Linked DNA regions of Homo sapiens: regions 2 and 3 are each linked to region 1. A link is a loop called in an ENCODE intact Hi-C map of the cell type or tissue named here. Cell type or tissue: K562. All regions are shown on one strand. Links, peaks and the distances in the headings refer to the core of each region. The heading gives the core; the rest is flanking DNA.

Region 1 (10,927 bases), core at 1,669-9,668:
GGTAGGATTCTTTACCTGACCTGAAAGAAATGCACAGACATGAAGCAGGTATAACAGAAGTGAGATATAGGCCAGGCGCAGTGGCTCACGCCGATAATGCCGGCACTTTGGGAGGCCAAGGCAGGTGGATCACTTGAGGTCAGGAGGTCGAGACTAGTCTGGCCAAAATGGTGAAACCCTGCCTCTACTAAAAATACAAAAGTTAGCCAGGCATGGTGGTGCACACCTGTAATCCCATCTTCTTGGGAGGCTGAGGCAGGAGAATTGCTTGAACCTGGGAGGTGGAGGTTGTAGTGAGCTGAGATCGCTCCACTGCACTTCAGCCTGGGCGACAGAGCAAGACTCCATCTTAAAAAAAAGTGAGATATAATTTCTGTCCTCACAGAGCTTGGAGTCTGTGGTAAGCAGAATAATGGCTCCTGGAGACGTACACATTCTTATCCTCAGATGCTATGACTTTGCTATGCTACATGGCAAGGGGGAATTTAGATTATAAGCAGAACTAAGGTTGCTAATTAACTGACTTTGAAATAGGGAGATTGGCTGAGTGTGGTGGCTCATACTTGTAATCATAGCACTTTGGGAGGCTGAGGTGGGAGGATCCCGCGAGGTCAGGAGTTCCGTGACCAGCTAGGCAACATAGTGAGACCTCGTTTCTGCAAATTTTTTTAAAAAAATTAACCAGGCATGGTGGCACGTGCCTGTAGTCCCACTTACTTGAGAGGCTGAGATGGGAGGATTGCTTGAGCTCAGGAGGTCAAGGCTTCAGTGAGCCGTAATTGTGCCACAAGCACTCCAGCCTGGGCGATAGAGTGAGACCCTGCCTCAAAAAAAAAAAAAAAAAAAAAAAAAATCAGGAGATTATCCTGGATTATCCAGGCGGGCCCAGTGGGATCACAGGATCCTTAAACATGGAAGTTCAGTGTTAAAATGATGTGATATGAGAAAGACTTGATCAGCCACTGATGGCTTTGAAGATGGCCAGGGAACCTAGGAACAAGGGCAGTCTCTAAAGGCCAGAAAAGGCAAGAAAAGTTTCTCCCCTAGAGCCTCCAGAAGGAACACCTGACACCATGATTTTAGCCCAGTGAGAATCATTTCAGACTTCTGACCTCTAGAACTATAGAACATTAAATGTATACTTTCTAATCCACTGACTTTGTGGTAACTTCTCATAGTAGCAATAGGAAATAAATACAGTCCAACTGGAAATATGGGAATTAAAGAAGGGATTACAATTCCAAGTGATGTGTGCAGGGACATGAGAAGTAGGGAATGCTGTGGGGATCCCCAGAAGTTCCCTCCCGCCGTGGGCACGGTGGTGGAAGAGTCAGCCAATGCGTTCTGGAGGAAGAGGGCTTGGTACCCTCAGGAGAAGGAAAGGAGCCAGGCAGGAAATCTACTGGAACTGTGTGAGGAGGGCAATGACCTGATCCGTCCAAAGAGCTGTGGGAGGACCTGGGCTCTGAGTGAGGCAGGTGTGCAGAGCTATCTGGGTTGGTTCACCTGGGTTGGCTCCTCTGCCTGAAGTTCCTCCCACATGAAGAAGAATTTGGCTAGAGTTCAAAATGTCAATGGTGGATGAATAAATTGGCATAGTCATACAATGAAATGCAGTAAGTCTTTACAACTTCCCCGGTAGGTTCTTGGAAACTGAGACTTTAGGTGAAACCAATTTTACCATAGGCTAATGGGTATAAACAAGAGTTAAGTTCCTTCGGCATATTTCTGGTCGCAGAAACAGCTTCTAAATAAAGACAAAAACACTTCTAATATGAAATGTTTAAATAAATGTGAGCTACATATAAGTACATTTAAGGAAGATTAATAAAATCAAGTACGATCACTATTTACCCGCTTATTCCAGTTCAGGATCTCTGGTTGCCAGAGCCCATCCCGGCAGCTTGGGGTACAAGGCAGGAACCCATCCTGGCCAGGACACCATCCTATCGCAGGACACACTCACACACACACCCACTCTCACTCAGACTGGGACCATTGAGGCACACCAATGAGCATCACGGGTACAGCTTTGGGATGTGGGAGGAAACCGGAATACCCGGAGAAAACCACGCAGACATGGGGGAAACATGCAAATTCCACACAGACAGCAGCCCCAGCAGGGAATCCATTTTATTCTCATCAATGTTATAATGAAACAACAACATTGTTTGAAGATCTGCCGTATTACACTTCAATTAAAAAGTAAATAAAAATATTATTTTGGCCTAGGGTGGTGGCTCATGACTGTAATCTCAGCACTTGGGAGGCCAAGGTGGACGGATAATTTGAGGTCGGGAGTTCAAGACCAGCCTGGCCAACATGCGGAAACCCATCTCTACTAAAAATAAAAAAAAAATGAGCACGGCGTGGTGGCGCACGCCTGTGGTCCAAGCTACTCGAGGGGCTGAGGCAGGAGAATCACCTGAACCCAGGAGGCAAAGGTTGTAGTGAGCCAAGATTTTGCCACTGCACTCCAGCCTGGGCAACAGAGTGAGACTCTATCTCAATAAATAAATAAATAAATAAATAAATAAATAAATAAATAATATTATTTTACAGAAAAGTGTAAAAGGCACAAACTCTTGACCCAGAAATTTTCACTGCTAGAATTTGCCTTCCACATGTGCTCTCACAGGGGTTCAAGGGAATGAGGAAGGAGGCTCCCTGCTGAATTCTTTGTAATAGTTAAAAACTAAGGGCCAGGCAAGGTGGCTCACGCCTGTAATCCCAGAACTTTGGGAGGCCGAGGTGGGTGGATCGCTTGAGCCCAAGAGTTTGAGACCAGCCTGGGCAACCTGGCAAAACCCCGTCTCTACTAAAAATACAAAAATTAGCTGGGCCTAGTGGCAGGCCCCTGTAATCCCACCTATTCCGGAGGCTGAGGCACAAGAATCACTTGAAACTGGGAGGCAGAGGTTGCAGAGGTCATGCCACTGCACTTCAGCCTGGGAGAGAGCAAGCCTCCATAAAAAAAAAAAAACAAAAAAAAAACTAGGAATAACTATTCATAAATAGATGATTTAGTTACAGTTGACGTATCTGTGATACGCCATTCCATGAAACTTACTAAAAGCAAAAAGGCAGATTCATTTTGCCTGATAAATAGAGTGACTATGAGATTTATCCAAACCAGGATTCTTTTGAGAGTGGGAAGGGATTCTACTGATAATTACACTGGGACAAAAACTGTAAACCAGGACTGGCCCAGGCAAACTGGGACATATGATCATACTACTGATAAAGAGTGATCGCCAAAGAAGATTTTTAGGTGAAGAAAGCAAGATGTATAACAGTATGTATAGCATGATTCTGTATGTGTTGTGTTGTGTTGTTTTGTTTTGTTTTGTTTTTACAGAAAAGATACATTCTTATATATGCATACATACTTTTTATAAAAATGTACAAGGAGCTGCTTACCATGGTCTTATCTGAGGAAGAGAACAATTCTACACTAGGCATTTATATTTATTTTACACTGGGTACTTAAATTACTTTTATTACATGGGGTAATAAAATGTGTATTAGTCAGCTTGGGCTGCCATAACAAGATACAACAGACTGGGTGGCTTAAACAACAGAACAATTTTCTCAGAGTTCTAGAGTTTGGAAGTCTGAGGTTAGGGTGCCAGTATGGTTTTCTGGTGAGGGCTCTCTTCCTGGCTTACAGACAGCCACCTTCTTGCTGTGTCTTCACATGGCAGAGAGAGAGAGAAAGATTTCTCTCTCTCCCTTCTTCTTATAAGGCCACCAATCCTGTCCAATTAGAACCCCACCCTCTGACTTAATTTAATCTTAATCTCCTCCTAAGAGCCCTATCTCAAAGTGCAGTCACATTGGGAATTAGATCTTCAACATATGAATTTTAGGGGGACACAATTCAGTCCATAACATTCCCTAGGAAAGCTGATGACATAATTGTAGTCCAAAAGCTGGCAGGCTCAAGGCTCAAGACTCAATAAAAGCCAATATTTCAATTCAAGTCCAAAAGCAGGAAAAGATTGATGCTCCAGTTCAAGCAGCCAAACAAGAGGCATTCCCTCTGACTTGCAAGAGGGTCAGCCTTTTTGTTCTATTCAGGCCTTTTATTAATTAAACAAGGACCACCTGCATGATGGAGGGTAGCCTACTCGACTCAGTGTACTGACTCAAATGTTAATCTCATCCAGAAACACCCTCACAAACAAACCCAGAATAATATTCAACCAAATATCTGGGCACCCCATGGCCCATTCAAGTTGACCCATAAAATTAATCATCACAAAATAGAAATTTGAATAGGTGCAAATATTATTTTCAGGTTTTCTTTTCTTTTCTGTCTTTTTTTTTTTTTTTTAAGACTGAGTCTTGCTCTGTTGCCCAGGCTGGAACGCAGTGCCACAATCTCACCTCACTGCAACCTCCACCTCCTGGGTTCAAGCGATTCTCATGCCTCAGCCTCCTAAGTAGCTGGGATTACAGGTGTGCACCAACTCACCCAGCTAATTTTTGTATTTTTAGTAGAGATGAGCTTTCACCATATTGCCCAGGCTGGTCTCGAACTCCTGACCTCAAGTGCTCCACCCACCTTGGCCTCCCAAATTGCTGGGATTACATGTTTGAGGCACCCTTCCTGGCCACATATATTATTTTCATAATAAAAAAATGCAAATTTAAATAAAGTCATGGAAAGTCAAATACACTTTCATTTAGCAGTGTGCCCCAATCTTTCTCTGTTTCATAGGTTGGCTTCCTTGCCAATCTTTCCCCTCTTAATCCCAGCCTCATCTCCTCACACACCACCCAGTATGAATTGCAGCAGTTGCAACAGGAGGTGATGGGAAAAATATAGTAAATAAATAAACAGCTCGACCTCACAGATGATAAAAATCTCCCCAGGTTTCCAACTGGGACAATTAAAAAAGTAGAGGCTAAAACTTCCAGGGAAAGGTATCTTTAAAGCTACAAACTCTTCACTCAGGTTGTCCATTTTTAGAAAATATTTTTCCTCTATATTCTAAATACTACTGCAGGACAGTAAATTCTTTCTCCCACTCCTTCTTTCCTTCTGCACTGAAAAGGGAGCACATTTTAAAGCTTTTCTCCTTTAGATGATAAGTTCCTTCCAAGAAGAGAAGGGTTGAATTTTAGGTCATATGTCCACCTACTTCCTGAAAGGAGGTCACTTCCTTAGCCCTTATTATGTCCCTGCCTGAGAGCAAGGGAGAGGGACTGTTTCTTGGCTTGGTGGTTTGGTCAAACTGCCTTAGAGGGATCAAATTTGTCTGAAGACCTATTGATGTCCATGGATTTTTTTTTTTTTTAAACCTTGAAACCTCTCTCAAGGAAAAGGAGGGGATAGAAACACCCAGATCAAAGGACAGAGAGGGTGGAGGTAGTTTGACTATTTCTATTTCCCTGAATAACTTTTTAATAGGAAGAATCCCTGTCAGACTCATTATGTTTCTGGCGTTTCCCTACTCCTCATGATCACTTAACATTTCTGGCCTCAAAGAGCTTTCCCTCACAATGAGGGGCAGGAGGTGGAGGGTGGAGGTAATAGCACCAGTAAGTGGTTGAGCTAGGGTTTGACCAAGTCTGTCCTCCTCAAAAGCTTGAGAGATCACACATCTGGCCCATACCAGTTCATTCTCTCTTCTCCTTTTTTTTAACCCCCCTTTTTTAGAGACAGGGTCTGTCCGTTGCCCAAGCTGGAGTACAGTGGTGCGATCATGGTTAACTGCAGCCTGGAACTCCTGGGCTCAAGCAATCCTCTCATCTCAGCCTCCTGAGTAGCTAAGACTATAGGAGTGTGCTACCACACCCAGGTAATTTTTATTTTTTAGAGACAAGGCCTTGCTATGTTGGCCAGGCTGGTCTCAAACTCCAGCCTCCAGTGATCCTCCTGCCTCGGCCTCCCAAAGTGTTCAGATTACAGGCATGAGCCATTGCACCTCGCCCCCTCTTCTCCTCATGAGAATTCAGTATTCCTCCCTTCATGCCTTTCCTCAGCTCCTGTGTGTCCCTGCACCTTCTGCCCTCCACACCCTATTCCCATCCTCCCATTCCAACTTCCTTCCAAATACCATTCATTTTTCAGGGTAAACCAGTTCTATCTCTTATTCTTTCATGAAGATTTCCCTGAGCATTGATGTTATCCTAAAAAGATAGTGGGTTTTAAAAACTACTTTAAAAGATGTGCAAAAGATGTTTATTTTTATCATTCATAATAGTAAAGTCATTGACTAGCTGTGGCTCACAAGCAAGCTCCTGGTTGAGCCCAGTGGCAGGGAGCCTCTTGTAGAAGCATTGGATTCTCCAAGCTATTTTTCCAAACTGTGACCTGGAACAGCAGTAGGCAGGGAGCAAACAGCCCGATGGACCCAGTAGCTCTTCACTCAGGGTGAAAGCCAAGCCAGTCATGACTGGCCTGATAGCAGAAGGTACCAGGAGAGAACAGGCTGCAGTTTGCACATCAAATCCCAAGCTGTTTTGCCAGAAATACAAAGGAGTCATTTTCTAAGAGGAAGTCAGCTCTTCCCGCTGCTTATCTGGGGCTACCAAAACAACTGTTGGTTGATTTATCAGGGCACAGGGGATGGTGTGGTTTCAGAACAGAACCTGGACATTCATCCAGCCTGCTTCTCTAATTAGAGCATTCTGGCCTTTACCACCCAAACCCATGGGTTCCCATTTCCAGCTGTGTTAGTGGAAAGAGAATCGGAGCTTGAGTCAGATCGTCATAAAATGTTAAGAGATAGAAGAAAATCAACAGGAATATTTGTCAGTCTTCCAAAAAATGAAAATAAGGACAAAGTAGTCTCTTTTTATTTTTAGAATAAACTGAATAAAACAAACGGAATTTATTTAATTTAAAAGATGAGCTCTTAATTTTGATATCATGGTCTTCCTTGTTCTTAATATTAAAATGGCATTTCTTTTGTGCAGTGATGTTGATCATAGATGGTAGCTGATTTTTAAAGCTCTCTCTCTTTTTTTATTTTTTTTGAGATGGAGCCTCGCTCTTATCTCCCAGGCTGGAGTGCAGTGGCGTGATCTCGGCTCACTGCAACCTCCGCCTCCCGGGTCCAAGCGATTCTCCTGCCTCAGCCTTCCGAGTAGCTGGGATTACAGGCACCCACCACCACGCCCAGATAATTTTTGTATTTTTGGTAGAGACAAGGTTTCACCATGTTGGCCAGGCTGGTGGCAAACTTCTGACCTCAGGTGATCCACCCACCTCGGCCTTCCAAAGTGCTGGGATTACAGGCATGAGCCACTGTGCCTGGCCTAAAGCTCTTTGTAAAGAAAGTAATGACTAAACCCCCTCTCTACTAAAAATACAAAAATTAGCCAGGCGTGGTGGCCTGCACCTGTAGTCCCAGCTACTCAGGAGGCTGAGGCAGGAGAATCACTGGAGCCTGGAAGGCGGAGGTTGCAGTGAGCCCAGATGGTGCCACTGTACTCCAGCCTGGGTGACAGAGTGAGACTCCGTCTCAAAAAAAATAAAAAATAAAATAAAATAATAACTATACTTGAAATCACAAAGTTTGGATACTATAGGTTTAGGTAACTCACTAAAGACCATATACATCTAGTCAGGAACAAAGCTAGATTTGAATTTCTGTTACTAGTTGTATTCTTCTAAGCCACAGAGATACTAAAGGTATGATTGGGGTAAGTGATTTTATATCCTGAGCTTCATATTTTGCTTCCGTAAAATGGGGGATCATGAAATCTGCCCTGTGTCACCAAGTAATCACGAGGCTAAAATGAGATAATGGAGATGAAAGTTTTACAGTAGGTAGCCGAACAGACATGAGCAGGCAGAACTGTCCCCCACCCCCACCAGGAAAGTCAGGTGATCATCAGGTGATGGTCAGGCAGGTGTTAAGCTGTCTCTCTCAGATGATAATTGGTCGCAGCCGCACCAGGTAAGGGCAGTCTCCCAATAGAAATACCTGAAACTGGTGATCAGCAGCTTCCTGATAAGATCTCAGGAGGTGGGTGAGTGGGCTCAAGCATGAGCACTAAGAGTTAAATTGACGGAGTTTTTTTTTTTTGTTTTTTTTGAGAGGGAGTCTCGCTCTGTCACCCAGGCTGGAGTGCAGTGGTGTGATCTGGGCTCACGGCAACCCCCGCCTCCCAGGTTCGAGCAATTCTCTTGCCTCAGCCTCCAGAGTGGCTGGGACTATAGGAAACCGCCACCATGTCTGGCTAATTTTTTTTTTTTTTTTTTTTTTTTTTTTGAGACGGAGTCTCGCTCTATTGCCAGGCTAGGGTGCAATGGCTTGATCTCTGCTCACTGCAACCTCCGACTCCCTGGTTCAAGCTATTCTCCTGCCTCAGCCTCCTGAGTAGCTGGGATTATAGGCACACACCACTGCGCCTGGCTAATTTTTGTATTTTTTAGTAGAGACGGGGTTTCACCATGTTGGCCAGGATGGTCGCGATCTCCTGACCTCGTGATCCACCCACCTCTGCCTCCCAAAGTGCTGGGATTACAGGAGTGAGCCACTGCGCCTGGCCTATTTTTTTATTTATTATGTATTTATTTATTTAAAAAAATTTTTTTTTGAGACAGAGTCTCGCTCTGTCGCCCAGGCTGGAGTGCAGTGGTGTGATCTCAGCTCACTGCAAGCTCCGCCTCCCAGGTTTACGCCATTCTCCTGCCTCAGCCTCCCGAGTAGCTGGGACTACAGGCACCTGCCACCACGCCTGGCTAGTTTTTTGTATTTTTAGTAGAGAAGGGGTTTCACCATGTTAGCCAGGAGGGTCTCGATCTCCTGACCTCGTGATCTGCCCACTTCGGCCTCCCAAAGTGCTGGGATTACAGGCGTGAGCCACCGTGCCTGGCCAATTTTTTTTTTATTTTTAGTAGAGACAGGGTTTCACCATGTTGGGCAGGCTGGTCTTGAACTCCTGATCTCAGGTGATCCACCTGCCTCGGCCTCCCAAAGTGCTGGGATTATAGGCGTGAGCCACTACACCTAGCCAAAATGGCAAAGTTCAACTGGCATATGATCTTTCTCTGGGAACACTTGATTGGTAAGGGAAGAATGCTCAAGTGAACATGTGTTTAGCTCCAGTAAACACACTACACATGCGGCCCTCCCAAGTGCTAGCAGGCCACTACACATGCAGACAGCCACCCCAAAGGAAGAATCAGGGGCAAGGTCCCCAGAAGCATGCCAAGGTATAAAATCCCAAGTCAAAGGTCAAACCATGCACTTGGATCTCTCAAGTCACCCGCTTGGCCCTCTTCCAAGTGTACTTCCTTTTGTTTCTGCTCTGAAACTTTTTTATTTATTTTTTATTTATTTATTTTTTTTGAGATGGAGTCTCGCTCTGTTGCCCAGGCTGGAGTACAGTGGCATGATCTCGGCTCAGGGCAAGCTCCACCTCCTGGGTTCACGCCATTCTCCTGCATCAGCCTCTGGAGTAGCTGGGACTACAGGTGCCCGCCACCATGCCCAGCTAATTTTTTTGTCTTTTTAGTAGAGACGGGGTTTCACTGTGTTAGCCAGGATGGTCTCTATCTCCTGACCTCGTGATCCACCCACCTCGGCCTCCCAAAGTGCTGGGATTACAGGCGTGAGCCTCTGCGCCCGGTCTCTGCTCTGAAACTTAAACTTTCACTCCTATGCTAAAACTTGCCTCAGTTTCTCCCTCTGCCTTACGCCCGTTGGTGGAACTCTTTCTGAGGAGGCAAGAATTGAGGTTGCTGCAGACCTGTACAGATTAGCCGTTGCTAACAAAACGATTTTGAGAAGTAAAGTTTTTACATTGTACAAGAGCTTGGTGTGATTATTATATGTCAGTCCATCCATTTTTGAGGCTCCCGCTGTGTGCAGATTATTTGTTTTGAAGGCTCTGTTAGTTTCCTAGGGATCTCCAAACAAAGTTCCACAAACCAGATGACTTAAAGCATCAGAGATGTATTCTCTCAGAGTTCTGGAGGCTAGAAGGTGTTGGCAGGGCCATACTCCCTTAGAAGAATGTAGCGGATACTTCCTTGCCTTGTCCTAGCTTCTGGTGGCCTCAGGCATGTTATGGCTCTAATCTCTGCCTGTGTCTTCAGGGGTTGCCTTCTCCCTGTGTGTCTACCTGTTCTCTCTTTTTTTTTTTTTTTTTTGAGACGGAGTCTTGCTCTGTCGCCCAGGCTGGAGTGCAGTGGCACAATCTCGGCTCACTGCAAGCTCCACCTCCCGGACTCAAGCAATTCTCCTGTCTCAGCCTCCCGAGTTGCTGGGATTACAGGCACACGCCACCACACCTGGCTAATTTTTTTGTATTTTTAGTAGAGACAGGGTTTCACCATATTGGTCAGGCTGGTCTCGAACTCCTGACCTCAGGTGATCCACCCGCCTCGGCCTCCCAAAGAACAGCCCTGCCTGTTCTTTTTATAAGGACACTGGTTGTACTGGATTATGGGGCCCACCCTACTCCAATATGACCTCATCTTAACTTGAATTCATCTGCAATGCCCCTATTCCCAGATAAGTTCACATTCTGAGGTACTAGAGGTTAGGACTTCAACATATCTTGTTGGGGGAATATATTTTAACCCATAACAAAGATGAGGTAAATTTTAAGTTGCATTTTAATTAACACCACATGCTCTGACTTTAAGGAAAACAAATTTCTCCCTACCCTTCTAAGAAGAAACACTGTAGGCTGGGTTCGGTGGCTCACGCCTGTAATCCCAGCACTTTGGGAGGCTGAGGCGGGCGGATCACAAGGTCAGGAGATCGAGACCATCCTGGCTAACATGGTGAAACCCCGCCTCTACTAAAAATACAAAAAATTAGCCAGGCGTGGCGGCACACGCCTGTAGTCCCAGCTACTTGGGAAGCTGAAGCAGGAGAATCGCTTGAACCCAAGAGGCGGAGGTTGCAGTGAGCTGAGATCACACCACTGTACTTCAGCCTGGCGTCAGAGTGAGAAC
Region 2 (10,927 bases), core at 1,655-9,654, 49 kb before region 1:
AACAGGGTTTCACCACGTTGGCCAGGATGGTCTCGATCTCTTGACTGCGTGATCTGCCTGTCTCGGCCTCCCCAGGTGTTGGGATTACAGGTGTGAGCCACCACGCCTGGCTATATCCAGTTTTTAAATGAAGACTGAGGCAGAGAAATTTCAGTAAACTGTCCAAAGTGACTCATCTGGAAAGTGGCAGGGCAGGGTGTCAAACACAGGCAATACAGCCCCACAGACTGCAGGCTCAGCTGCTATTCCACCTGGCCTCCCCATTAGGCCTGCTTCATTTCAATGGGATCTTCTGGAGAAAACGCCTTTCCTCTGGTGAAATGAATTACCTGGTGGGAATAACTCACTAATTACAGGACTGAGGTTGATAGGATATTTTGAGACAAACAAAATGTGTGATATTCCCCTCCTCTTCCATCCCAGATCAGATGCCACATTCAGCCAAATCCTATACAGATAGCCAGCCCTGCTGATTCCTGGCATTCACCTCCTACTTCTTTGCTATGTGAGTCTCCCATTTTCCCATACAGTTTTGCTCCCAGGAGTCCACCAGAAATAGTGGATGGGTGAAAATGAATAGCAAAAAGAAAGATTAAGAAGCAACCAACTGTGTTGGGAAGGAGTGATACTGTTTTAGATGGAAATTTGCCTGAAAATAGACCATTCAGTCATGTAGACAGTAATAAGTTGTATGTAAACACCAAACATTCATGCACATTTTATGCAAAAGTTCATGTGCCCTCTGTGATATTTGGAGATGGTGTCAGAACTTCCTAATATAGCCCAGTGGTTAAGAAATAGGTATTGAGGCCGGGTGCGGTGGCTCACGCCTGTAATCCCAGGAGGGTGGATCACCTGAGGTCAGGAGTTCAAGGCCAGCCCGGCCAATATGGTGAAACCCCCATCTCTACTAAAAATACAAAAATTAGCCAGGCGTGGTGGCAGGCGCCTGTAATCTCAGTTACTCAGGAGACTGAGGCAGGAGAATTGCTGGAACCTAGGAGGCGGAGGTTGTGGTGAGCCCAGATCGCACCATCGCACTCGAGCCTGGGTGACAGCAGCGAGACTCCATCTCAAAATTAAAAAAAAAAAAGAAATTGGTATTGAAGTCCATCATACCTGAGTGTTGAGCACTAGCTTTGCTGATTACTAGCTACATGACCTCAGGCAAGTACATGACCTCTCTGCCTGGATTTCCTCCTCTATAAAATGAGAATAGTATAGTACCTGCCTCATGGAGAGCTTAGTTCTCTTAGTGAGAACTAAGCACCATAGACCCTCCTTCACAGGGGCTCTGGAGGGAAATGGTGACCGTAAGGAGAACCATTTCTCTTCTCTGCTTTCCTCTGTCCCCTTGGCAATGACTTATCTCCTTCGCTCCTACATAGGGGCACCTGACTCAGCACAGACTCTTCCTTCAAGGCATCTAGCTCAAAGGACTTGCCTCCCCTCCTTTTACGTGGGGAGCTATGTTCTTGGCTTTGAGATAGATTTCTTAAATTGTCTTCCACAGTCGCAAGTGACTCAGCCGTTGCTTAGGGATTTAATTAACCAACAATAGAAGGCTTGAAAGAGACAAGCCTCTGGGAACTTTCTCCCTTCCCTGGTTGGCTGTGAGTAGGGTGAGAATGAAACAAGGAACCTTCTAGAACCACACTGTCCAATATGGTAGCCACTGGCCATATGTGGCTATCAAGCACCTGAAATGTGGCTGTCTGAATTAAGATGTACTATAAGATACTCAACAGATTTGAAGAGTTCTATGAAAAAAGAATGTAAATATCCCATTAATAATTTTATATATTTATTACAAGTTGAAATGATGATATTTTTGATATATTGATTTTATTTGTTAAAATGTTTCTACTAAGTCCTTTAAAATTAAGTATGGAGCTGTTGAATGGCACTGTTCTAGAGTGTTCATGATTTAATAATGAATTAATAACATATCAACACTTTTTGAAAGTGACTTTAACATAGATTTATGTCTTAGTATGTTTTGTGCTGCTATAATAGAATATCTGACACTGAGTAATTTATAAAGAACAGTAATTTATAAAGAACAGAAATTTATGTTATCACAGTTCTGGAGGTTGGGAAGTCTAAGACCAAGGCACTGGCATCTGGTGAGGGCACTCCTGCTTCATCCTTTCTAGATGGAAGATGGAAGGGAAAAAGTTGGGGGTGGGGGGTGGGGAGAGAGGAAAGAGAAAGAAAGGTGGGAGGAAGAATCTAATCCCATGAGCCCTTTTTATAACAGCATTAGTCCATTCAAAAGGGCTTGAAAGAGACAAGCCTCTGGGGCTAAACACATCCCATTATGCCCCGCCTCCAACACTGTTGCATTGGGGATCAAGTCTCCAGCACATTAATTTCTGTGGCACATATTCTAACCATAGCAATCTACTTTTACCTTTATGAAGTAGCTATTGTTATAAACAATGTTCAGGTAAAGGCAGCAAAGCCACAGTCTATTCAGTGTTTAGACAATCAGCAGGCTTGCTTGCTGGGACAGATCTGAGCTGAGAGAGAACCAGACGGAAGAACACTGACTTAGAGAGCAAAACGTCCGGCTTCTTGGCCTTGCTATACTACTAAATTGCTGTCTGACCTTGGGCAAATTACTGTCCCTCAGATTCTTTACTTAAAAAATGAACAGATAGGCTGATATGGAATTTAAGGGTAGGAAACTAGTAGCCTGTAGGCTAAATAAAGTCAGAGATTTGTCTGTGTGTTTGGGCCACCTTTATTTATTTATTTATTTACTTAGATACTTTTAAGGAGGAGACAAGCACTCTCCTACAGACTGGGGTTCCTACCATTCCCCTCAGGCCCCCACCTACAGTACCAACCTCCAAACCCTGGAGGCATTTGAGTTTGCAACCTTTGGCTGCCAATTTTAAACTCCAGGTGAATATGGAGCAATTGCTGACTTACTTCCACTTATGCTAATGCTGACCATTCAAAGACCTGTCCAGACAGAAAAGGGTCTTAGATGGTAGTTGCCAGTCTACTCCAAGACAAATTTCTGTTTCTCTGTCTAATCCTCTTTTTATATGCTACCATCTTGAATTTCCAACAAAAACAACAGCACCATATCCTCCTGTAGGACCAAGGAATATTAAACTCAAAGGAAACTTAAAAATAATCTATGCAGGGCAAACCTTCCATTTTACAGAGAGGAAACCAACAAAAATTGAGGGCGTATAGTGCTTTTATACTTGCATATGTCAGTGATTTTATCATCTTTTGGAAAGTAAGATAAATAAAATAAAATACAATTATTTTTATGCATATGTGCAATTCTTATACTTATTTGCAATTCCTTCATGTAAAATTTTTTTTACATCCAGGTAGAATTTTTCTTAATAAAAATTCAATGGGATGACTGGTTAGAAAAAAGAAATAGTAGTATAGAACTGCTTCTTTTTCTCTGTGATTAAGCTATATAAAACTCGCAGCAAAAAATAGGTAAATGTAACCCACGCAAGAAAGTAAATAGCAAAAGGATTGTAAAGCTCTGAAAGAAGTCTTTTTGCAGGGATAATAGCAATTTGGATGTAAGCTACTGCTTTTGCATATTAAACACAAGTCTTTGTCTCTGTCACCTCAGTAGTGGGAGAAAGCAAAATCTGATTTGATGGGGGGAAAGGAAAGACCATAAATAAAGCGTGTGTTGTTTCCTGGCGGACAACCTTCCTAATGGCATTTTGCCCAGATGCCCTTTCTTCTTGGCTAAATCCCTTGGCCAGGATAATGGTTGAGACCCTAGAAGCTCAAGAGAGACCAGAAAGTTGATAAATGCCTTCAGGGTCCAGACTTGAGCCAGTTCTGATTCTGTGGCCAGACTGGTCAGTGTTGCTGTTGCATAAACGCAGTCATGGAAGCCCCACATGTGATCTCTTCCTGGAGAAACTCGAGGTCAGTGATGGGAGGCAGCCGCCAGCAGGAGTTAGCTAGTCATGAGTATCCCAGAAGTGTTTGAAGATGGGATCACTGCCGAAAACTATTCCCCAAAATCTCTTGCCATGAGGAAAGTCTAACCCTGGGTGCAAGGAGTAACTCCTTTTATTTTTCCCAGGCATACTGCACATCACAGTCATGACTTCTACACTCAGGAAGCCAGTGCCCCAAAAGGCAAAAAGACAGATCTGTTTCTCGTCCACAGAAATAAAGAAAGGTAAATGCTGGAGATTGCGCTGGAGATTTAAGGAATGATGACAAAATGGCAAAAACCAATCCAATCAACTGAAGTTCAGGAGATGATGAAAATCAATAATAAAATAGCTTGGGAAATATAGGTTTTCCCAACATGCTGCGTTCATTTCCTCCTCTGCTTATATACAATCTCCCTAGCAGTGGGACCTTAATTATCTCCGTTTCTCCAACAATCTACCCATCTTTTAGGATTCATCGAGAATCCTACTTCTCCCACGAAGCTTCCTCTAACCTTCCAACTCACAGGATTTCTGCTTTTACTGTCTGTATTGTTCACTTGCTGATATATTTAAATGTGGCCTCGAACTGCTTTTTAATATAGTTATACTTATGTACCTTACCTTCTCAACTAGACTGTAGGCGCTTCGCAGGCAGAGCTGAGTCACAATGACTAGCTAGCTGAGCACAAGAGCTTTCAAGAGGAGCCTGGAATAGCAAGCTGTCTAGCAGCCAAGGTCCCTAGGCCTCTCCATTTCCCCTTCCCAGCATGCCCTGGGCCTCTCTGCTTCCCTCCCAGCATGCCCTGGGCCCCTCTGCTTTACTTCCTAGCATGCCCTGGGCCTCTCTGCTTCCCTCTCCAGCATGCCCTGGGCCTCTCCATGTTGGCAACTTCTTCTTGGTTCCTTCTTAGCCGGAGAACAGCCTTTCTCTGTGCAACTTCTTTCCTTACCAGAAGGCAAACAGAACCAAAGAGATGTTTATCTTTTTATACAAAAGATAAGGTATGAGAGAAACAATGCATCGTCAACTATGTAGGGAGGTTTAGACAGCAATTATCATTATTCAGATTATTGGAATTTTCTTAGAAAACTAAACCTTTTCCTGAACAGAGCTGAGCCATTAAAAAAAAAAAAAAAAAAAGCAAAACAACAGAACATTCCATAGCTTTCCTTTGGGTGTGGTTACCAGGCATCTGATAATTAAAAAAAAAAAAAAAAAAAAAGGCTGGGCGCAGTGGCTCATGCCTGTAATCCCAGCACTTTGGGAGGCCAAGGCGGGCGGATCACCTGAGGTCATGAGTTCCAGACCAGCCTGACCAACATGGCAAAACCCTGTCTCAACTGAAAATACAAAGATTAGCTGGGTGTGGTGGCACACACCTGTAATCCTGGCTACTCAGAAGGCTGAGGTGGGAGAATTGCTTGAACCCAGGAGGTGGAGGTTGTGGTGAGCTGAGATCGTGCCATTGCATTCCAGCCTGGGTGACAGAGCGAGACTCCATCTCAAAAAAAAAAAAAAAAAAAAGAGAGAGAGAGAGCTATGTATATGTTGTGTTTACACAGTCCACAAATGAAATGCAGGTCGGCCCATAAAACAAGCATTAACAATAAAAATACAGTCTGTACTGAATTGTACACTTAAAAAATGGTTATGATAGTAAATTTATGGTATGTGTATTAGATGAGGAATAAAATGACCATTAAAATTAACCATGGAGTAAAAGTAGGCATTTGTTAAGAAATTAAAATTGTACTTGGAACTCAAATGAAATTGAATGTATAACTAAGTGCTGTATTTACTAGATGTCTGCTTTTATTTACATATTCTCTGCCTCTGAAAAAGAATATGAGGTGGCACTGAGAACAATAATATTATATAGTTGAATGTGTAACTTCAGCTTTTTTCCCTAAGTTAAAATCAGAACGTGCCAAATACATAATATTCTATGCCGACTAATGAGGTAATGAACAAAGGAAGGAAATGGCCAATTCTTGCTGGGTGTCTTTGATGGGTACATCTGCAGAGAAAGTAAAACACTAGAGGTAGACCCTCCCTACTCAAACCCTTTTAAAAAACTTTCCCATTGTTCGTTGCAGCATTTCTCAGGCATATCTGACTTCACAACACTTTTTCTATAAAAAGAAAAATACTAATAGGAGCTCATGAACTACATCATAGCAATGATAATAGATAGCATTCACTGACTGATATTTACATGCCAACACTGTTCTAAGCACTTTATATACATTGCTGCATTTAATCCTTAAGGCAATCTGCAAGGTGGGCATTGTTAATATCCCTCATTTTACAGATGAGGAAATGGAAGGACAGACACAAAGTAAATTGTTCAAAGTCACAAAACTAGTAAGGAGTAAAGTTAGGATTTGAATCAAGGTAGTTTGGCTCCAAAGCCTGGGGGTCTTCACTACTGTTATGGACTTAATGTTTGTTCCCAAATATAGATTTTGTTCCCAAAATTTATATGTTGAAGCCTGAACTCCTATGTGATGTTATTTGGAGATGGGGCCTTTGGAAGGTAATTAGGGTTAGATGAGGTCATTAGGCTGGGGCCCTCATGATGGGATTAGTGCCCTTATAAGAAGAGACCCCTAAGAGCTCTCCCCAAACCCTGCATGTACACTCAAAGAAAAGGTCATGTGAGCACAGTCGGATGGTAGCCAAGAGAAGAGGACTCAATGAAACCTACCTTGTCAGCACCTTCATATCAGTTTTCCCAGGCTCCAGAACTATGAGAAATAAACTTCCATTTAAGCCACCAGCCTACGGTATTTTGCTGTGGCAGCCAAGTGAACTCAAATAACCACTATCCCACACCCTCTTTCTACCAATCACAGAATTTCAGAGAATGGGTGTGTAAATATTTAGTCTACAACAAACCCTGACTAGCATAACCATACATGCTGAAATCACACAACATAATGTGATTGACAAATACTACCCAGTCAGGTGATCAGGGAGAGATGATCAGTGACTGGTAAGTGTTGCCCCCATCCTTAAAGTTCCCACTATGCACAGGCATGGATACTTACTTCACCCACCATGCTTATGTGGACATACCATTTTTTTTTTCTTTTTTTTTTTTTTGAGATAGAGTCTCGCTCTGTCACCCAGGCTGGAGTGCAATGGCATGATCTCAGCTCACTGCAACCTCTGCCTCCCGGGTTCAAGTAATTCTCCTGCCTCAGCCTCCCAAGTAGCTGGGATTACAGGCACCCACCATCAGGACCGGCTAATTTTTGTATTTTTGTAGAGATGGGTTTTCACCATGTTGGCCAGGCTGGTCTTGAACTCCTGACCTCAGATGATCCTCCCTCCTCCGCCTCCCAAAGTGCCAGGATTACAGGCATGAGCCACCACACCCAGCCATAGACACACCATTTCTAAAGGCAAGTGGATACTGTAGGGTAAAAACCATTTAAGTGTATGCAATATCTTTTTAAAAAATAAACATCATTTTTAAGAATAATTTTAGATTTACAGAAAAATTGCAGATAGTATAGAGAGTTCCCACTGGGATACAGTGGTACAGTCACAGCTCACATCTCACTTAGTTTCTGCTATTCTTAATGTGTTACATCAGTATCACACATTGGTTACAATTAATGACTCAACATTGATATATTGTTATTAACTAATGTCCATACTTGCTTTGTATTTCCTTAGGTTTTACCTGATTTTTTTTTTTTCTGTTGCAGGGCTTATCCAGGATGCCACAAGACATTAGTTGTTGTGTCTCCTTAGGCTCTCTCCCACCTTTTTTTTTTTTTTTTTTTTTTTTTTTGAGACGGAGTTTTGCTCTTGTTGCCCAGGCTATGGGGCAATGGCGCAATCTCGGCTCACCACAACCTCTGCCTCCTGGGTTCAAGCGATTCTCCTGACTCAGTCTCCTGAGTAGCTGTGATTACAGGCATGTGAGACCACGCCTGGCTAATTTTGTATTTTTAGTAGTGACGAAGTTTCACCATATTGGTCAGGCTTGTCTTGAACTCCCGACCTTAGGTGATCCGCCTGCCTTGGCCTCCCAAAGTGCTGGTATTACAGGCGTGAGCCACCATGCCCGGCCCCCTCAGGCCCCTTTTAACTATGATGGTTTCTCAGACTTTATTTGTTGCTTTTTGTTTGTTTGCTTTGTTTTGAGTTTTTTTTTTTTTTTTTTGAGACAAAGTCTTGCTCTGTCTCCTAGTCTGGGGTACAGTGGTGCAGTCACAGCTCACTGCAGCCTCATCCTCCCAGGCTCAGGTGATCCTCCCACCTCAGCCTCCCAGCTAATTTTTTTTTTCAAACTTCGTATGGGTTCTCACTATATTTTTGACAACCTTGATTGACAGTTTTGAAGAGTACTGGTCAGGTATTTTGTAGAATGTTTCTCCATTGGGATTTGTCTGATGTTTTCCTTTTTTCTTTTCTTTCTTTTTTTTTTTTTTTTTTTTTGAGATGGAGTTTCGCTCTTGTTGCCCAGGCTGGAGTGCAATGGCGTGATCTTGGCTCACTGCAACTACCTCCCGAGTTCAAGCAGTTCTCCTGCCTTAGCCTCCCAAGTAGCTGAGATTACAGGCTCATGCCACCACCCCCAGCTAATGTTTGTATTTTTAGTAGAGACAGGGTTTCACCATGTTGATCAGGCTGCTCTTGAACTCCTGGCCTCGTGATCTGCCTGCCTCGGCCTCCCAAAGTGCTAGGATTACAGGCATGAGCCACGGCACCCGGCAAAATTAAATTTCCAAGCGAATCCTCCCTAGCACTTCCAATAAATACTGTTGAAGGACAAGCTGGGGTCCCTTGGAGGTAGAGGCCACATGAAACTTTTATTCATCTGCTCACTCATTCATTCAGTAAATGTGAACTGCACCTCTGTGCGAGACCAGCTGTTGCATTAAACACTTTATTTGCATCATAGTGTCATTGGATCTTTTTTTTTTTTTTTTTTTTTGAGACAGAGTCTTGCTCTGTCACCCAGGCTGGAGTGCAGTGGCGCGATCTCGGCTCACTGCAAGCTCCACCTCCTGGGTTCAAGTGATTCTCTTGCCTCAGCCTCTCGAGCAGCTGGGATTACAGGTGCCCGCCACCACACCTGGCTAATTTTTTTGTATTTTTAATGGAGACGGGGTTTCACTATGTTGGCCAGGCTGGTCTCAAACTCCAGACCTCGTGATCCGCCTGCCTCGGCCTTCCAAAATGCTGAAATTACAGGCATGAGCCACTGCACCTGGCCTAATTTTTGTATTTTTAGTAGAGATGGGGTTTCACCATGTTGGCCAGGATGGTCTCCATCTTCTTTTTTTTTTTTTTTTTTTTTTTGAGACGGAGTCTTGCTCTGTCACCCAGGCTGGAGTGCAGTGGTGTGATCTCGGCTCACTGCAAGCTCTGCCTCCTGGGTTCACGCCATTCTCCTGCCTCAGCCTCCCAAGTAGCTGGGACTACAGGTGCCCGCCACCACGCCCGGCTAATTTTTTTTTTTGTATTTTTACTAGAGACGGGGTTTCACCGTGTTAGCCAGGATGGTCTTGATCTCCTGACCTCGTGATCCGCCCGCCTCGGCCTTCCAGTGCTAGGATTACAGGCATGAGCCACTGCGCCCGGCCGATGGTCTCCATCTTCTGACTTTATGATCCAGCTGCCTTGGCCTCCCAAAGTGCTGGGATTACAGGCATGAGCCATGGTGCCCGGCTCTTTTTTTTTTTTTTTTTTTGAGAGACAGAATCTCTCTCTGTTTCCCAGGCTGGAGTGCAGTGGCACGATCTCAGCTCACTGCAACCTCCACCTCTCGGATTCAGGCAATTCCCCTGTCTCAGCCTCCTAAGTAGCTAGGATTACAGGTGCTTGCCACCACACCCAGCTACTTTTTGTATTTTTAGTAGAGACAGGGTTTCACCATATTGGTCAGGCTGGTCTCAAACTCTTAACCTCACATAATCCATCCACTTCTGCCTCCCAAAGTGCTGAGATTACAGGCGTGAGCTACCAAGCCCAGCATAATTTTTGTATTTTTAATAGAGACAGGGTTTCACCATGTTGACCAGGCTGGTCTTGAACTCCTGACCTCAGGGGATCCATCCACCTTGGCCTCCCAAGGTGCTGGGATTACAGGCGTGAGCCACTGTGCTCAGTCTGATGTTTTTCTTGTGTGACTGAGATCATGGGTTTTTTTAACAAGAAGATCACAGAGATAAGGTACTATTTTCATCACATCATTCAAGGGTATATACTGTCAACACAATTTATCACTGTTGATTTTGACCTTAACCACCTCCACTGTAAAGTTACTCCATCTCCTGCTTTTCATACTGTATTCTTTGGAAGGAAGGCGGTACAGTTGACCCTACAACAATGCAGGTTGGGGCGCCGGGTGTGGTGGCTCACGCCTGTAATCCCAGCACTTTGGGAGACCGGGGTGGGTGGATCACCTGAGGTCAGGAGTTTGAGACCAGCCTGACCAACATGGAGAAACCCCGTCTTTACTAAAAATACAAAATTAGCCTGGCATGGTGGCACATGCTTGTAATCCCAGCTACTCCGGAAGGCTGAGGCAGGAGAATCGCTTGAACCTGGGAGGCGGAGCTTGCAGTGAGCCGAGGTCGTGCCATTGTACTCCAGCCTGGGCAACAAGAGAGAAACTCTGTCTCAAAAAAAAAAAAAAAAAAAAAAAAAAAAACAATGCAGGTTGGAACTGCACAGGTCCACTTATACGCAGATTTTTTTTATAAATACAGTCAGCCCTCTGTATCCGCAGGTTCCACATTCACAACCAAATGTGGATGGAAAATACAGTATTGGAGAAATTTGAAACCAGCAGATAGGGAGGGCTGACTTTGTGTATGGCTGAGTTCGTCAGGGCCCACTTTGGGACTTGCGTATGTGTGGATTTTGATATCTGTGGATCTGTGGGTATATTAGGCCATTCTTGTGTTGCTATGAATAAATACCAGAGAGTGGGTAGTTTTTGAAGAAAAGAGGTTTAATTAGCTCA
Region 3 (10,927 bases), core at 1,635-9,634, 61 kb before region 1:
TAGAGATATGGAAACAATTCCCACTGCCTTTGCTTGTCTCTGAAATGCAAACGAGACATGTGTTGGTAGAGTATTATCTTGTAGGACAACTCCCTGGGGCCTCCTAGACTCGGCCACCCATTGCACAGGGCCAGTTTCACAAAGGCAGGCATGTAACCTGTGGAGTCACACAGGTCTCTGTGCTTTGAAGGGCCCTGTGCTTGGTTCGATGCACCGCTATTGCCATCTTGAAATTCCTAATAATTTTTGAACAAGGGCTCTGAGACTTTTATCTTGCACTGGGCCCTGTAAATTAGGTCCTGCCTATGCTTGTATGTTGTCCATTAGATTCATCGTGATTTCCTTTCTGTTGCCCTCCCTCTCTTGCCCACAGGAATCAGCCTCTTATAATCTCTGTAAATTCTTGACATTCTTAGGTGTTAGGAGAGCATGCAGGTCAACTCCAGTTCTTAAGAGTCTCTTATTCTAATCTGTTTCTTCTGAAGCTGATTAGGAATTTTTTTTCATAAGATCTTAGGCATCTGATACTCACACCATCCCTCCCACCCTCTCACTGTGTTGACTTCATTCCTCCTGCTTCTGATCTTTCAGCTCCCTGCCAATCCAGGAGCGAGATAAAGACTGCGAGGGCTGAGGCTGGTTGTTGGTAAAGAAAGCCCCAGCTGAAAGAGAACGTCCAAAGTCTAGATTTAAAGAGATTTAAGAGATATTAAATTAATGTGAGGATCTTGTTTAGATTCTGATTCAAAGAAACCAACTGTAAAAAGACATTTTTTTAGACAATCAAGAAATTTTGAATATGAACTGGGTGTTAAAGAATGTTGACAAATTATGCTTTATTTTGTTGGGTATGAAAAGGTGTTGTGGTTACATAAGAAAATGCCCTTATTTCTTTTAGATATCTGTATTGAAGTATTTCGGAGTGTTATAACATGGTATCTAGGATTTGCTCTAAAATGCTTCAGGAGAAAAAAAAACTTAGGGTTGGGAGGGAGAGACATGGAACAAATGTGACAAAGTATTGATGTTTTTTGAAGTTGGTGATGGAATTTCTTAAACTCTTTTCTTTGTGTAGGTTTGGAAGTTTTCATAATAAATAGTTAAAAGCAAAAGAGCAGAGGAGTGACAGACAGAGCATCCAAACCACAATGTTTCCAGAAGAGTAGAAGCAGATGTTTACCGTTGTTCTGTTTCAGTGGCTCAGAGGAATCTCTCTGGTCTCTAAATGAGCTGTTTTTTGCATGTGTGGATGACACAACTTTGCAGTTTCCTCTGAAACATAACCTCCTGGAGCTGTTTCAATAACAGTAGGACTGGCTCCACTGAACCGTCTCCCCTTACTCTCCTGCCTACTTTCTCTTATGATAAAGAGCTTATGAGGATATGAGTAGAATAGGAACTACAGAGGAGCAAACTCATGACCTTAATATATTAGCCTCCTTACAAACTGCCTCTAAGTCCTGCTCCTCCTCTAAATCCTTGCCTCGAAATCTTGCTCCTCCTCTGGACCTCACTCAAATGCTACCCTCTATGACCTTCTGTGACCACCTGATCTATCCTGATCCCTTCTTCCCAATCTCCATGGCATTTGCAGCCCAGCATCTGGTATTTCACCCTCTATTTGGTTCTGAGTTGTTCTCAATCATTTTGTACAACTCAGTCTTCACTCCCCACCAGGTTGCAGTTTTCCATATCTGCTACTCCAACCTGTTTTTAAACAGGCCTATTCCATGCTGAGCACATTGCAGGCCATTCATTCATAGGTTCATCCATTTATTCCTCCAATTCTGAGCACTTACTCCATGCTAGACATTGTATTAGATGCTGGCAATTCAGCAGTGAACAAGATAGACCCAGTCTCTGCCCTGGAGCTCCTTTGGTTGAGGTTGAAAGAGAGAGAGACTGATATTAAACAAATAATTGTACAACAAAGTAATTCATGACAGTGGTGGTACGTGCTGTAAATACAGCATCTGTGGTGCCCTGAGTGTGTAGAACAGGAGACCTGGCCTGGTCTGAAGAGTCAGGAAAGGCTCCCTAAGGAAGTGACTTTAGGAAGGGACTTAAAGGAAATATAATAATTAGCCTGGCACGGAGAGGGGAGGAGCATTCCAGGCAGAGCAAACAGCACGGGAAAGGCTCCTGGGGGAAGTAGCCTGGCATGCCACAAGAAGTTAAGTTTTACGGCATGCAGAGACCATAGTTGAAAATGAGCATACTTTTTGAATTGAGATGAATTTTGAGATTTCTAAGCACACTAGAAGCTGGATTCTTATTATCAGCTAAGTTAGGTTGTTACAGTAATACCCTCCAATTTATCTTGTCTCTCTGCATGCATGCTCCTTTGCAATGTGATTTTGCCCCGCTTCTCAAAAAGCAGTAGAGTCTGTTTCTCTACCTGCTGAATTTGGGCTTGGCTATATGACCTTCTTTGGCCAACGGGATGATAGCAAATGTCATGCAAGCAGAGGCTCTTGCTTGTGGGAACCCTTCTGGCACCATGTCAACAAGCTGTTCCTGGTAGCACTACACGGAAAGAAGCTCCAGCCCTACCCACAGTCCTGGGATTCCACATGAGGCCAGACATATGAGTGGGGCCCTCCTAGACCATCCAGCCCCAACCAAACAAGTTCAGACCAGAAGAATCACCCAACTAGCCACAGAATCAACTAGAATAAACATGTGTTATTGTTATAAACTGAATGCTCTAGGCTTTCCAAAATTCATATATTGAAATCCTACCCCCTAATGTGACAATAGTAGGAGATGTGATATTTGGGAGGTAATTAGGATTAGATGAGGTCTTGAGGGTGAAGCCCTCATGAATGGGATTAGTGTCTCCATAAAATATGCCCAAGGGAGTTCATTCCTCCCTTCTACAAGGTAAGGACACAACTAGAAGGCACCGTCTATGAACCAGAAACCCCTCACCAGACACCAAATCTGCTGGTGCCTGATCATGCACTTCCTAGCTTCCAGAACTGTGAGAAATACATTGTTGTTTAAGCCACCCAGTTTATGATTTTTCATTATAGCAGCCCAAGCTCACTAAGACAGTTTTTTTTTTTTTATTCAGATGGAGTCTCGCTCTGTTGCCCAGGCTGGAGTGCAATGGCATGATCTCAGCTCACTGCAAGCTCCGCCTCCTGGGTTCACGCCATTCTCCTGCCTCAGCCTCCCGAGTAGCTGGGACTACAGGCATCCACCACCACACCCGGCTAATTTTTTGTATTTTTTAGTAGAGACAGGGTTTCACTGTATTAGTCAGGATGGTCTTGATCTTCTGACCTCGTGATCCACCTGCCTCGGCCTCCCAAAGTGCTGGGATTACAGGCGTGAGCCATGCACCCAGTCCATTTTAGAGACTTACATAAACAAACTGTGGTACAGTCATGACAAAATACCATATTGCAATTAAACTGGATGAATTCAATATTTACATGTCAAATGGATATTCTCAAAAACATCAGGTGACTGTACATAAAACAAAATTATCTTCTCTATTTCTATGTGTCTATCCAACTAGTCCAAGTAAAAAACGTGGAGGCCAGGTGCGGCGGCTCACACCTCTAATCCCAGCACTTTGGGGGGCTGAGGCAGGCGGATCACGAGGTCAGGAGATCAAGACCATCCTAGCTAACACTGTGAAACCCCGTCTCTACTAAAAATACAAAAACAAAATTAGCCGGGCATGGTGGCCGTCACCTGTAGTCCCAGCTACTCGGCAGGCTGAGGCAGAAGAATGGTGTGAACCCGGGAGGTGGAGCTTGCAGTGAGCCGAGATCGTGCTGCTGCACTCCAGCCTGGGTGACAGAGCAAGACTCCATCTCATATAAATAAATAAATAAATAAGTAAGTAAATAAACATTAAAAAAAAACCATGGAGCAGATGGAAACTCACCCAGCTCATTGTATTAGTTTCCTATTGCTGCTGTAACAAATCAGCATAAATTTAATAGCTGGAAACAACACAGAAGTCTACAGTTGGTAAGCAGGGCTGTGTTCCTTCTGGAGGATCTAAAGGAGAATACTTGCCTTTTCCAGCTTCTAGAGGCTGCCTGCATTTCTTAGCTCTTGGATGCATCTTACCAGCCTCTGCTTCATCATCACCGACCTCATGCAACATTGTGTCATCTCTTTCTCTGCCTCTGACCTCCTGCCTCCCTCCAATAAATGCCCTTGTGATTATATTGGGTCCAGCTGGCTAACCCGAATAATCTCCCCCATCTCAAAATCCTTAATTACATCTGCAAAATCTCTTTTGCCATGGCAACATATTTACAGGCTCCAGGGGTTGGTAAGTGAACATCTTTTGGGTGGGGGAGTTGGGGGCAGGCATTAGTCAGTCATGGTAGCGTTTAACTGAAGAGAGAAGGAGGAAAATAGGATTAGAGTGATGAACTAAGAGAACTTCATCTGCCAGGTTTTCTTTACTTTAAAAAAACTTATCGGCTGGGTGCAATGGCTGGGTGCAATGGCTCACGCCTGTAATCCCAACACTTTTGGAGGCCGAGGCAGGCGGATCACCTGATGTCAGGAGTTCAAGACCAGCCTGATCAACATGGAGAAACCCCATCTCTACTAAAAATACAAAATTAGCCGGGCATGGCAGCATATGCCTGTAATCCCAGCCACTCGGGAGGCTGAGGCAGGAGAATCGCTTGAACCCGGGAGGCGGAAGTTGTGGTGAGCCGAGATTGCGCCACTGCACTCCAGCCTGGGCAACAAGAGTGAAACTCCATCTCAAACAAACAAACAAACAAAAACTTATCTTAACCAGGTATGGTGGTGTGGGCCTGTAATCCCTGCTGCTCGGGAGGGTGAGGAAGGAGAATCGCTTGTACCCGGGTGGCAGAGGTTGCAGTGAGCCAAGATCATGCCATGGCACTCAAGCCTGGGCGACAGAGCAAGACCCTGTCTCAAAAAAAATAATAAAAGAATAAAAAAGTTATCTGAGACAAATATGTCAAATTGTCATTTTATGATTATGGGTGGTGTTAGAAACAAACTGCCCCCAAAAGCTTCTTGGTACTGCCGACACTCCCCTTCAAACCTCTCCGTGCTGCCCACCTCTCCCGCTAATGCTCTGCAACTCTTCTCCTTCCCCCAAGTCACTTTACATTTCTAAGCCCTTATCTAGGCACCGCGGTGAAGCCAGCAGATTTCACTTACCAGACCTTGCTGTAATAAGCAAACTCCAATTACAAACCATCCAGACAGCAAAGGGGGAGGTTATGGGAAGCATAAACAAACTTTACCTACACCCTCCTGTAATAAACGTCACAAGGTGATATGTGGCAAAATTAACCAGCAAACAACCTTGGGATGTGGCCACACCAAAGAACTCCCTCAAACTCCCCTCCCCAATATAAACCCCTCATTCTGTAAGCTTGGGGCTGCTTCCTCTCTGACTGTTAAGTGGGCAGCCAGTAGGTTAATAAACTTCCTCACTTAACCTTGGGTCTCTTTCTTGTACTTTCTCTCCGCTAACCTTACAGGTGGTAGGTATGAGTTATATTATTCCCTGTACCATTCACTATCTTTTTTTTGTTGTTGTTTGTTTTTTTTCAGAATTCCAAAGAAGATAGAAATGGAGTTAGGAAGGAGATTTTTGCCCTCCTGGCTCTTGTCTTCCTTCTCCACTTCAAGGTATGTTGTGCTACTGTGTGAATCCACAGGGAGGAATCAGACTTTCTTTTTGATAAAGACAGAGCAAGACCTTTGTGTTTTAGATCTACAATGCCTTAGAGAGTAGCTAGATCAATGGTTATCAAATTGCCCGAGGAAGCCCCACCTGGGGCCACACTTCAAGAGGCTGCTGTGGCCAAAGATAAGGATTTCAAAGACTCCTCCTGCTCTTACTCCACTCCTTCCATGCTCACCTTCCTTCAATTAAAGCACTTGCCTTTACCTGTTTTTATGTTGAAGTGCCACATAAGATGTTGGCATTTGAAATGATGTTCTGTTGTTTAATATGTAATAGCTCCCCATGTAAAAAGGAGGGGAGGCAAGTCCTTTGAGCTAGATGCCTTGAAGGAAGAAGAGTCTGTACTGAGTCAGGTGCCCCAGTGTGGGAAGGAAGGAGATAAGTCATTACCAAGGGGACAAAGGAAAGCAGAGAAGAGAAATGGGTCTCCTTAGGGTCACCATTTCCCTTCAGAGCCCCTGTGAAGGAGGGTCATATACATAAACTATATACGATGTACATAGTTTAATATGCATGTACATACAAACATACGCACATACACTCAAAACCACTAATCCATTCCAACCTTCACCATTATGAGCCTGAGGAGCCTGGATTGAGACAGATAAAGTGACTTGCCTCATGTTGAGACTACATGAAAGGTGTTACTATCACTTAGTAAATCTCTTTTATTGGTGGGTCAGAGGCCAGGCTGTTGTAAACCCACAGAGGAAAGCCTTGCAATTTTCCAGTAACTGGAATTGTTTTATCTGAAAATATTTCCTGGAGTCATGGATTCTTAGGGCAGGGGTGTGGAACTGAGGAAGGAGGGGGTGTTTCTTGAGGAGGAAAGATCCTTTGTTCATCCTCCTGCCTCAATACGAATAAAGTAACTGCTGAAAAGAGGGCTATCAGGAAGGAGAGGATAACTCATAAATCTTTACATTTTAAAAAATAGCTTTAGAGGCCGGGCTCGGTGGCTCAGGCCTATAATCCCAGCACTTTGGGAAGCCGAGGTGGGCGGATCACCTGAGGTCAGGAATTCGAGACCAGCCTGGCCAACACGGTGAAACCCCTCTCTACTAAAAATACAAAAAAAATTAGCCAGGCATGGTGGCGGGCACCTGTAATCCCAGCTACTCGGGAGGCTGAGGCAGGAGAATCGCTTGAACCCTGGAGGCGGAGGTTGCAGTGAGCAGAGATCATGCTATTGCACTCCAGCCTGGAGGACAAGAGTGCGAGACTCTGTCTCAACAAAAAAAAAAAAAAAAAAAAAAAAAAAAAAAGCTTTAGAAATTCTGATTCCTCAGAGCTCCAGTGGACACAGAGATGTCTGCCCTTTGCCCTCTTTTGTTCTCCCTTGCTTTTGTGAGCGTATATGTGTTTTCTCATTCTGTCTTTCTGAGTATGCTTTTTGTCTGCCTGTCTTTTGGTTTCCTTTCATATTTATTATATTTCATTTGAAGTGAAAGGACAGGGCCGGGAGTCATGCCTCCCCAGGCGTGAGGCGTGTGTGGGCTGTATCCCAGAGGAGATTTTCTTTGCCAATTGTGGAATGAAGACTGTATCAAAGTTCAGAGGATCCGCCAACACAGAAGAGAGAAACACCAGATGCTTGGGGCCTCTAAGCAGAAGGAGCAACCCACCAATCCCAAGATACCTGCTTGGCAACGTAATGTGCTGTGCAATGTGCGGCAAGTTGTGAAGAGCCAGCATCTACTTCTGGAAGCTGTCCATCTGAAGTTTCTGAAAAAATTTTCATCGGCACCTGTCAGATGACTTGATTTCTGAGTTAAGAGCTGCATGAAGATGTGCCTTCAAACCAGTCTTTGTACATCACGTTCAGGTGTCACTGAGAAAAGTGATGACTAACATTTCTTGGACATATACCTGCTGGGTATTAATCTTTATACTGGGCATTTGCTGATGATAGTGGAACCTACGGGTGGCCTACTCAACTTCTATTTCTCCATTCTTCCATTTTAGCTAACAGAACCTCAATTTTGTTCATCTATTGTTTCCTTTTGAAACCCAGAGAAAGGTGACCCCATTCCAATTCCGAAAGTAAGTATTGATTAGTCTAAGCCAGTCATGATATTTCCATCTCCCTTGCCAAGGACTTGTTGAGGAAAGGTCAAATAACAAAACACTGGCCAATGAAGCATGAAGGAAAGTTCTGGAAAAGAAAGATTGTGTGAAAGAGACACAGAAAGAGATGACCTTTCTCTCTGGTTTTTATTTCTAGATGAGATTCCTGAAACTCTTACAGTTATCTTGTTATCAACCTAAGGATGAATGTAACACCTACGGGAGGGCGGAACCGAGTATTCTCCCCTGGAGCCTGAGATATTTCTGGACTTCCTAGCATGTGATATAATAATTTATTATTGTGTTATATCATATTAAGTTGGGGGCTCTGTTACCTGCATCAGAAATCTTCCTCATAGCCATAGGTTGGTTCATTTAATCTTCACTGCTGTCCATGTGGTATCTATCTCCTTTTTATAGGTTAAGAAATGCATTTAAGTTACTACAGCTAGTAAGCAGCAAAGCCCCAAATTCAATCCAGTTCTGAGTTTTAAAAATCCCTAACATGTGGCTGGGTGCGGTGGCTCATGCCTGTAATCCCAGCACTTTGGGAGGCTGAGGTGGGCAGATCACAAGGTCAGGAGTTCGAGATCAGCCTGGCCAACATGGTGAAACTCCATCTCTATTAAAAATACAAAAATTAGCTGGGCGTGGTGGCATGCACCTGTAGTCCCAGCTACTCTGGAGGCTGAGGCAGAAGAATCACTTGAACCCAGGAGGCAGAGGTTGCAGTGAGCTGAGATCGCACCACTGCATTCCAGCCTGCGCGACAGAGCAGTACTCAGTCTTTAAAAAAAAAAAAAATCCCTAACATGTGTGCCTTAGTCCATTTTATGCTGCTATAACAGAATACCACAGGCTGAGTAATTTGTAATGAACAGAAATGTATTTGGCTTACAGTTCTAAAAGCTGGAAAGCCCAAGATTCAGGGGCTGCATCTGGTGAGGGCCTCCTTGCTGCATCGTAACACAGCAGAAGACATCACGTGATGAGAATGAGAGCTCAGACTGGCAGCAGCGAGTCTTTTCACAGTCAGCATTAATCCATTCATGATGGTGGAGCCCTCATGACCTAAACACCCACCATCAGGCTCCACTCCACCTCCCAACACTGTTGCACTGGGAATTCAGTTTCCAGCATACGCTTTTTAGGGGACATATTCAAACCATAGTGATGTCTTCATTTTATATCTGTAGGAGAGTCATGATTTTATCTTTTTTTTTTTTTAGTTTTTTTTTTTTTTTTTTTTTTGATAAGAGTCACTCTGTCACCCAGGATAGAGTGCAGTGGCATGAGTTCGGCTCACTGCAACCTTCGCCTCCTGGGTTCAAGTGATTCTTCTGCCTCAGCCTCCTGAGCAGCTGGGAATACAGGCACGCGCCACCATGCCCGGCTAATTTTTGTATTTTTAGTAGAGATGGGGTTTCACCATATTGGCCAGCCTGGTGTCGAACTCCTGACCTCATGATCCGCCTGCCTTGGCCTCCCAAAGTGCTGGGATTACAGGCATGGGCCACCGCGCCAGGCCAAGTTGTTCTTAAATAAGAAGTATAGGCCAGGCATGGTGGCTCATGCCTGTAATCCCAGCACTTTGAGAGGCCAAGGCAGGCGGATCACCTGAGGTCAGGAGTTTAAGACCAGCCTGGCAAACATGGTGAAACCCTGTCTCTACTAAAAATACAAAAAAAAAAAAAAAAAAATTAGCTGGGAGTGATAGCACACACCTGCAGTCCCAGCTACTAGGGAGGTGAGGCAGGTGGATCACTTGAACCCAGGAGGTGGAGGTTGCAGTGAGTTGCAGTGAGCCGAGATCGCCCCACTGCACTCCATCCTGGGAGACAGAGCGAGACCCTGTCTCAAAAAAAAAAAAAAAAAAAAAGAAGAAGAAGAAGAAGAAGTATAATGAAATGGAATAAAGAGTGGAAAACCTCCTTCCTCCTCAACCCTTGCATAATTGCTAATGACCTGGTATTTCTGGAGTTTGTGTTGGGGAAAAGATGGTGATCAGTAAGAGGTCATCCAGAGCTTATTTTGTCATTCGGAGTATGCTTTTTTTCCTTCTGGGCACAGTCCATGGGCTGTCCTAGAGGCTGCTGTCAAGGTTAGCAGCATGCCTCGTTTTCTTTGGTGCAAGACTACCTGGGTTCAAATTATGGCTCCCCAGCTCCAGTCTGAGAGGCTTGGGGCAAGTTACTTAAACATTCTGTGTCCCAGTGCCCCCATCTGTAAAATGAGGATAACACCAGATCCTACCTGGTAGGATTCTTGTAAAGATTAAATGAGTGAATATATATATATAAATCACTTGGAATAGTGCCTGGCCTATTTGTAAAAGCAAATTTTAGCTGACACTATTATTTTTTTTCCTCCTACAACACCTATTATTAATAGAATAGACACTGATAATTGAAATCACACAGTCTCCATGATCCATATGTTGCTTCGGCAGAGATCGTATTTGGTTAATTCTCAACATTCCTAGAGTTGGTGGCCAGTACCATTGGGTGCAAATGAGGACAGCCCGAAGAAGGGAGCCATTCACAGACTGGCCCGGGGGTGTCCTGAAGCCAAATGAGGATGCCTTCCATGTTACTTCAAACTCTAAAGGATGAAAGGCTCTGGGCTGTTTTCGCAACAGAAGCACCTATGACACCCCCCGGGGTGGGTGCTGTCTATGAATGGCTCCCTTCTTTGAGCTGTCTTCACGCCACTCCTTTTACATCTTGATTATGTACTTCTTGAAACACCTCACACTATGCCTAGGACATAGTAGGTGCCTAATACATTTGAGCTACAACACTATGAACCCACCAAAGAAATCACTTTATGAAAAATAATAGCTGTCATTCACACAGTTCTTTACAGAGCATTTTCCAAAACCTTATTTCTTACATCATCACAGCTTCTTTGATTATAAGGCAGGAAGGGAAAAATCTTATTATATTTTCCAGGATACAAACAAACTGAAGTCCAGAGGGCTTGAGTAAATGGCCCAAGGTTCGTCCAGTTAGTGGAAGTTTGGTCTCTTGAATTCAGGTTTCAGGTTCCAAATCCCAGGTGTTTCACATTGCCTGGGGGAAAAACTGGGAAACTGTTGATTCCTCTCCTCCCACTGTCCCATTTGCCCTCTGTTCAGCCAAGCCAGATAAGGAC

What was found. Peaks named below come from ENCODE experiments on the same cell type or tissue, not always from the same donor. Only the 100,000 strongest peaks of a DNase experiment are listed, where the experiment ranks them.
Region 2: it touches region 1 in a loop (3-fold over the local background); 3 of 110 quality-filtered maps call a loop at or near these places.
Region 3: a loop joins it to region 1, with 2.0 times the contacts of the local background. A loop is called at or near these places in 5 of 110 quality-filtered maps.

The regions. Positions count from the first base shown.
Region 1 is chr1:212,148,009-212,158,935 of GRCh38, reverse strand. No RefSeq gene overlaps it. Among named protein-coding and RNA genes, the nearest start is that of MIR3122, 76 kb to the right of the region's middle. In K562, for the core only: no CTCF peak of the experiment used is centred there; DNase peaks (open chromatin) are centred at 5,175, 5,520 and 6,505; H3K4me3 peaks cover 149 bases.
Region 2 is chr1:212,196,589-212,207,515 of GRCh38, reverse strand. No RefSeq gene overlaps it. Among named protein-coding and RNA genes, the nearest start is that of LINC02608, 83 kb to the left of the region's middle. In K562, for the core only: no CTCF peak of the experiment used is centred there; a DNase peak (open chromatin) is centred at 4,705.
Region 3 is chr1:212,209,421-212,220,347 of GRCh38, reverse strand. It overlaps a transcript of LINC02608 not described here. Among named protein-coding and RNA genes, the nearest start is that of LINC02608, 70 kb to the left of the region's middle. In K562, for the core only: no CTCF peak of the experiment used is centred there; DNase peaks (open chromatin) are centred at 5,797 and 6,390.